Linked DNA regions of Homo sapiens: region 1 is linked to region 2. A link is a loop called in an ENCODE intact Hi-C map of the cell type or tissue named here. Cell type or tissue: OCI-LY7. All regions are shown on one strand. Each heading gives the region's core, and the rest is flanking DNA. Links, peaks and the distances in the headings are about the cores only.

Region 1 (2,933 bases), core at 250-2,749, 190 kb before region 2:
CCCAGCCATCCCATTACTGGGTATATACCCAAAGGATTATAAATCATGCTGCTATAAAGTGACATGCACACGTATGTTTAGTGGGGCACTATTCACAATAGCAAAGACTTGGAACCAACCCAAATGTCCAACAATGATAGACTGGATTAAGAAAATGTGGCACATATACACCATGGAATACTATGCAGCCATAAAAAATGATGAGTTCATGTCCTTTGTAGGGACATGGATGAAGCTGGAAACCATCATTCTCAGCAAACTATCGCAAGGACAAAGAACCAAACACCGCATGTTCTCACTCATAGGTGGGAATTGAACAATAAGAACACATGGACACAGGAAGGGGGACATCACACACCAGGGACTGCTGTGGGGTGGGGGGAGGGGTGAGGGATAGCATTAGGAGATATACCAAATGTTAAATGATGATTTAGTGGGCGCAGCACACCAACATGGCACTTGTGTACATATGTAACTAACCTGCACGTTGTGCACATGTACCCTGAAACTTACAGTATAATAAAAAAAAAAATCTTAGAGGATAAAGCAGTGGCAGTTTGTGAGAATTGACTCCAATTTTTAAGAAATTCTGCTCTGGGTAAAATGCTGTCAATCAGCCTTGCATGCTACAGAGAAATCTTTTATGAAAGGAAAATCAATTAATGAGGCAAACTTCATTGTTGCCTCAATTTATGAAATTGCCACCTACCCCAACCTTCAGCAGCCACCACCTTTATTGGTCAGCAGCCAACAATCTTCCACCAGCCGAAAGATCACCACTTGCTGAAGACTCAGATGCTCATTAGTATTTTTAGCAATAAAGCATTTTTAAATTAAGGTATAAACATTTGTTGTTAGACATAATGCTGTTGCACACTTAATAGACTACAGTACAGTGTAAACATAACTTTTATATGCATTGGACAATCAGAAAATTCATGTGGCTAAGTTTAATGTGACATTCATTTTATTGAGGTGGTCTGGTACTGAAATTTCAATAGCTCCAAAGTGTGCCTGTATATATATGTGTGTATATATATATATATATATATACACAGTAGTATACATATAGTGTATACTACTCTTTTCCAGTTGACTAAAGTTTATAAAATAATTTTCATATTTTATGCATAACTGTTTGACTCATTTTTTAAGTTCAAACAGTACGAATTTTTTTATCTCACTAACAATAAATAATGATAAAGTACTTTTCAGACCTTGCCATTTCACAATCAGTGGATAAATAGTTCTTATCTAGAAGCATGTTTTAAGTGTTCTTATTGCAATCTCTGAGAAAGTACTGTATGTTCTTCCTCTTATATTCAACTTACTTTATTGAATATCTCCCAAAAAAGTCACAAAACTCCAATCATGTTTAATACTGCGTAAGATAGTGTAAGTCTGCCACCTGCTGGTTACCTATGAATTTGCACAATTTTTAACACAGAAACAAATTTTAATTTCAATTTACAAAACAAGTTAAATTGCGTCTTAGTGCTGTCTTGTGAGGTTAAAAATCATTAGTGATCTTTTTGTAGTCATTTTATTTTCTAATTTCCTTATAAATTTTTTGATAATTTTGTATTTTTTGATACAGTTAAATGGTGGGTCTATATTTTAAACAGAAGTTTGAGAAACAGATTTAAACCTCAAATTATGTAATTCTAAAACGATCACAAAATTTTAAGCAAGGTTTAAATATAAATATTCTTCTAATTTTTCTTGTATGTAATATAGCGACATAGCCAAATTTATTTATTTTTTCTTGTATAAATTTAAAAAGTACATGTGCAATTTTGTTACCAAGCTATATTGCTTAGGGATGAAGTCTGGGCTTTTAGTGTGTCAAACTCCCAAATAACGTACATTGTACCCATTAAGTGGTTCCCCATCACCTACCCCAGTCCCACCCTCCGCCCTTCCAAGTCTCTAGTGACTAATATTTCACACTCTATGTCCATGTGTACTCATTATTTAGTGCCCACCCATAAGTGATAACATATTGTATTTGACTTTCTGCTTTTGTGTTGTTTCACTTAAGATAATGGCCAACACTTTCATCCATGTTGCTATAGAGACATGATGTCAGTCTTTTTTATGGCTACATAGTATTTCCTTGTGTATATATCCCACGTTTTCTTTATTCAATCATCAGTTGATGGACACTTAACAATCTTGCCAAATTTTTTTTTTGAGATGGGGGCTCCGTCACCCAGGTTGGTGAGTGCAGTGGCATGATCTCAGCTCACTGCAACCTCCGACTCCCCAGCTACAGCAATCTTCCTGCCTTAGCCTCCTGAGTAGCTGGAAGTATAGGTGTGCACCACCATGCCTTGCAAATTTTTTGTGTTTTTTATAGAAACAGGGTTTCACCATGTTGGCCAGGTTGGTCTTGAACTCCTGGGCTCAAGCCATCCACCCACCTGGGCCTCCCAAAGTGCTGGGATTACAAGCACAAGCCACCACAACCAACCCAAATTGATTGTTTCCAAAAAAACTGTATAAACTTAAGGTATACAACATGATGCTTTGATAGACATATGCATAGTGAATTTATGACTACAACCAAGCTAATTGACATAACCATGTCTTCAGATAGTTACCTTTTGTGTTGTGTAGTGAGAATACTTAAGGTCTACTCTCTTAGCAAATTTCAAGGATACAAAAGAGTATTATCAATTATAGTCCCCATGTAGTACATGTTATCACCTTATATGACTGAAACTTTGTACACTTTGACCAACATCTCTCCATTTTCCCCACTCCTCCACCTCTGGTAATCACCATTCTACTCTCTGCTTCTATGAATTTTTCTTCAATTCTACATAAATAAGAGAATATCGGTATTTTATTTCTGTGTCTAGCTTATTTCACATAGCATAATGTCCTCCAGGTTCATTCTTGTTGTTGCAAGTGGCAGGATTTCCTACTTT
Region 2 (2,933 bases), core at 106-2,605:
ACCACACTGGTTTCATTATTATTATTATTATTATCATGACTTTGTACTTTATATTATGTCTAGCAAGATGTGTCCCCATTCCTTGCTTTTCTTTCTTTCTTTTTTTTTTTTTTTTTTGACAGAGTCTCACTCTGTCACCCAGGGTGGAGTGCAATGGTGCGATCTCGACTCACTGCAACCTCCCCCTCCTAGGTTCAAGCAATTCTCCTGCCTCAGCCTCCCAAGTAGCTAGGATTACAAGTGCGCGCCACTATGCCCAGCTAATTTTTGTATTTTTAGTAGAGATGGGATTTCACCATATTAGTCAGGCTGGTCTCGAACTCCTGACCTCAGGTGATCCACCCGCCTCAGCCTCCCAAAGTGCTGGGATTACAGGTGTGAGCCACCACGCCTGGCTGCTTTTCTTTAAATAAATGTAAATAAACTATTCATAGACCTTTATTCTTCCATATATATTTTTGAATACAGTGGCTAATTTCTTAAAAAGAAAGTCTGAATTTTATTTGAAAATAAGATGGCATCTTCTTGAAAATTGTGGCCATGCATATTTTAGACCCTTATCTGTGTGGTCCATTAATTCTGCTGACTAGGTTTTAGTTTATTGCCTTTCTTTTACAACATTGGAACAATCTGTGGGCTCCTCAGGGGCAGGGGTTAAAATCCAGGCCCTAGCTTGTATGCAGCTGATGAGGTTACAAATGGAGCAGGATACAGAGGGCCTCTGGTTTAACAATCAAGACTTAACCATTCTGGTTTAATTTTCTCCCTCCTCCCAACACTGCCATGTGGCTGGCTGACAGGCTGGGGTCTCTGCTCTCCCTACACCGAGTGTCTTCCAGTGCCTACCGGAAGTGCTCCTTTCTGATATTAACTCTTCAGTGTTTGGCTAATGCAGCTACTCTCTCATTCTGAGTTCAGCTTCTTCCTAACATTGTTAATAGTGATACCATCACAGGTCCTGTTTATTAGTTCAGATTGTCCATAAAACTTTACAGTAGTTTGCAGCATCAATAAAATACATTTTCAGACTTCTGTTTCCCAAGGTGTGTATATGAGACTGTTCGCAAAATTCCTGGCTTGCCAGGCAATGCAGTAAAAGCAAACTAGGAAATTCATCATACTAGAAGAAACTTCTTGCTTCCTCTCACGGGTTAGAGAATGATTGTACACACTTTGTAATAAAATATGACACAAAAAAGAGATTGTCATCCATAGGAAGAAGTAAGAATTAAGTGTGCAGACTGGGGATTTACTTACCTCATACCCTTGCACTAATTATTTAACCTCAGTTTCCTCATCTACAAAATGGAGATACTGATAGTACCTACCTATAGGATTGTTGTGAAATTAAATATGTGAGTGTGTGTGTGTGTGTGTGTATTCATCAATTTAATTAATATTATATATTATACAATTTCTACAACTGTGCTTGGCACATAGTAGGCACCTCATAAATGTTAACTATTGTTATTATTAAAGTTGTCTTCAGAGGTTCCAGGGACTTAAAAATTCAGATTCCTGAAATCCACTATTATGTGTATTCTTTTCCCCCTATTTTCTGCCCTCTAGTGGTAATTTCAAATATGATTTCTGTGCTTGATTTTATTTGGAATTCTTGTTAAATAAAGACCCACTTTTTTCCTTTTTTCCTATTAAGTGCAAGTTATTTTAATATGCAGGACTGAAAACAATTTGTAACTGTTTCTCATGGAGTTGGTAAGGGATAGTTTGAATCTTGTAGAAGAAACTTTCTCTTTAATGCCTATTTGTATTCATTTCTCTAAGACACCTCCATCCTAAAACAATCCCTTTCTCTAGAAACAAGAGCTCTTCTTTCACCTGACGTTACCTATGAGATTCCACCGCATTTTAAGTCCTGTAAAAGTAATCAGGTATTTTTACATTAAAAATATTACTTTCTGAAAAGTAAACATTTATCTCCAAAAATAACAATGTTCCAAAGATGGAATGTTAGCATCCATAGCTATTGAAAACTTTAATCAAATAATAATAATAATCCTTACTTAAGCTATTCATTGTCTCAGAAAATATGCTACGTCCTTCCATTTCTTTTAACACAGTCTCTTTCCCAATGTACTTATACTTACTCTGAATTTAGAGATAAAGGGGAATGTTCTTAACTGCTTTATAGTGAAGACAGATATTGTCAATTAGTGTAAACAACAACTGCCAACCCCCCTCCCCATTCCCCTTTTCTCCCAGTCTCAGAATATAAATAATAGCAAAGATTTAACTGCCATTCTTAAGAGCAGATTTGTGGTGCTTTTACAACATATATTTTTATACAGAATTTTAAAATATCATCTTGGGCCATATAGCTTTATCAAATAGATATATAATGAAGACAGCTTCACTAAACTGTAAGAAATTAACTGAATTATCAGGACTTGAAGTTTACATTTACAAATCAGGAAATTGAGTCAGAAAGAACTGAGGAAGGACTACATTGAGTAATAAACTATAAGATTTAGTGAGTGGATCAAGTATTCAAATATGATCTTGAACGACTTAATGTATCTATACATTATTTTGTCCTTGATCAGGATAGGATCATAAATATGAGAGGAGGAAAGAGCCCCCAGGCTGTGTAAGTCTGTTCGGTTTGACTGATAACATTCATTTCATGCTCCCTAAACCTTTCTCTAAGTAGTCTTTCCTTGAGCTTGGTATAGAAAGATGCTTACTATAAATAAAATTTTATTACCTTCCCCTTCTGAGTTAGTGAAATAATGAAGACATGTTCTCCTGATGTCAGAAATGTAAGATGTAAGATTGCAATCACTACCTTAGAATCAGAAAGCTAATAGTGGAATAAAGGGAAAGCCTACCTACTCTCTTCAGAAAGGAGATGCTGGAGGCACCCTAGGCATAGACGACAATGACTTTTCAAGAATATACCTAAACCTGATACA

What was found. Peaks named below come from ENCODE experiments on the same cell type or tissue, not always from the same donor. Only the 100,000 strongest peaks of a DNase experiment are listed, where the experiment ranks them.
Region 1: it touches region 2 in a loop (2.6-fold over the local background); 5 of 110 quality-filtered maps call a loop at or near these places.

What each region holds. Positions count from the first base shown.
Region 1 is chr5:50,324,033-50,326,965 of GRCh38, forward strand. No RefSeq gene overlaps it. Among named protein-coding and RNA genes, the nearest start is that of EMB, 120 kb to the right of the region's middle. In OCI-LY7, for the core only: CTCF peaks have their summits at 1,408 (motif pointing left) and 1,611; a DNase peak (open chromatin) is centred at 1,389.
Region 2 is chr5:50,511,664-50,514,596 of GRCh38, forward strand. No RefSeq gene overlaps it. Among named protein-coding and RNA genes, the nearest start is that of EMB, 72 kb to the left of the region's middle. In OCI-LY7, for the core only: CTCF peaks have their summits at 1,614 (motif pointing left) and 1,824; DNase peaks (open chromatin) are centred at 868 and 1,528; H3K27ac peaks cover 923 bases.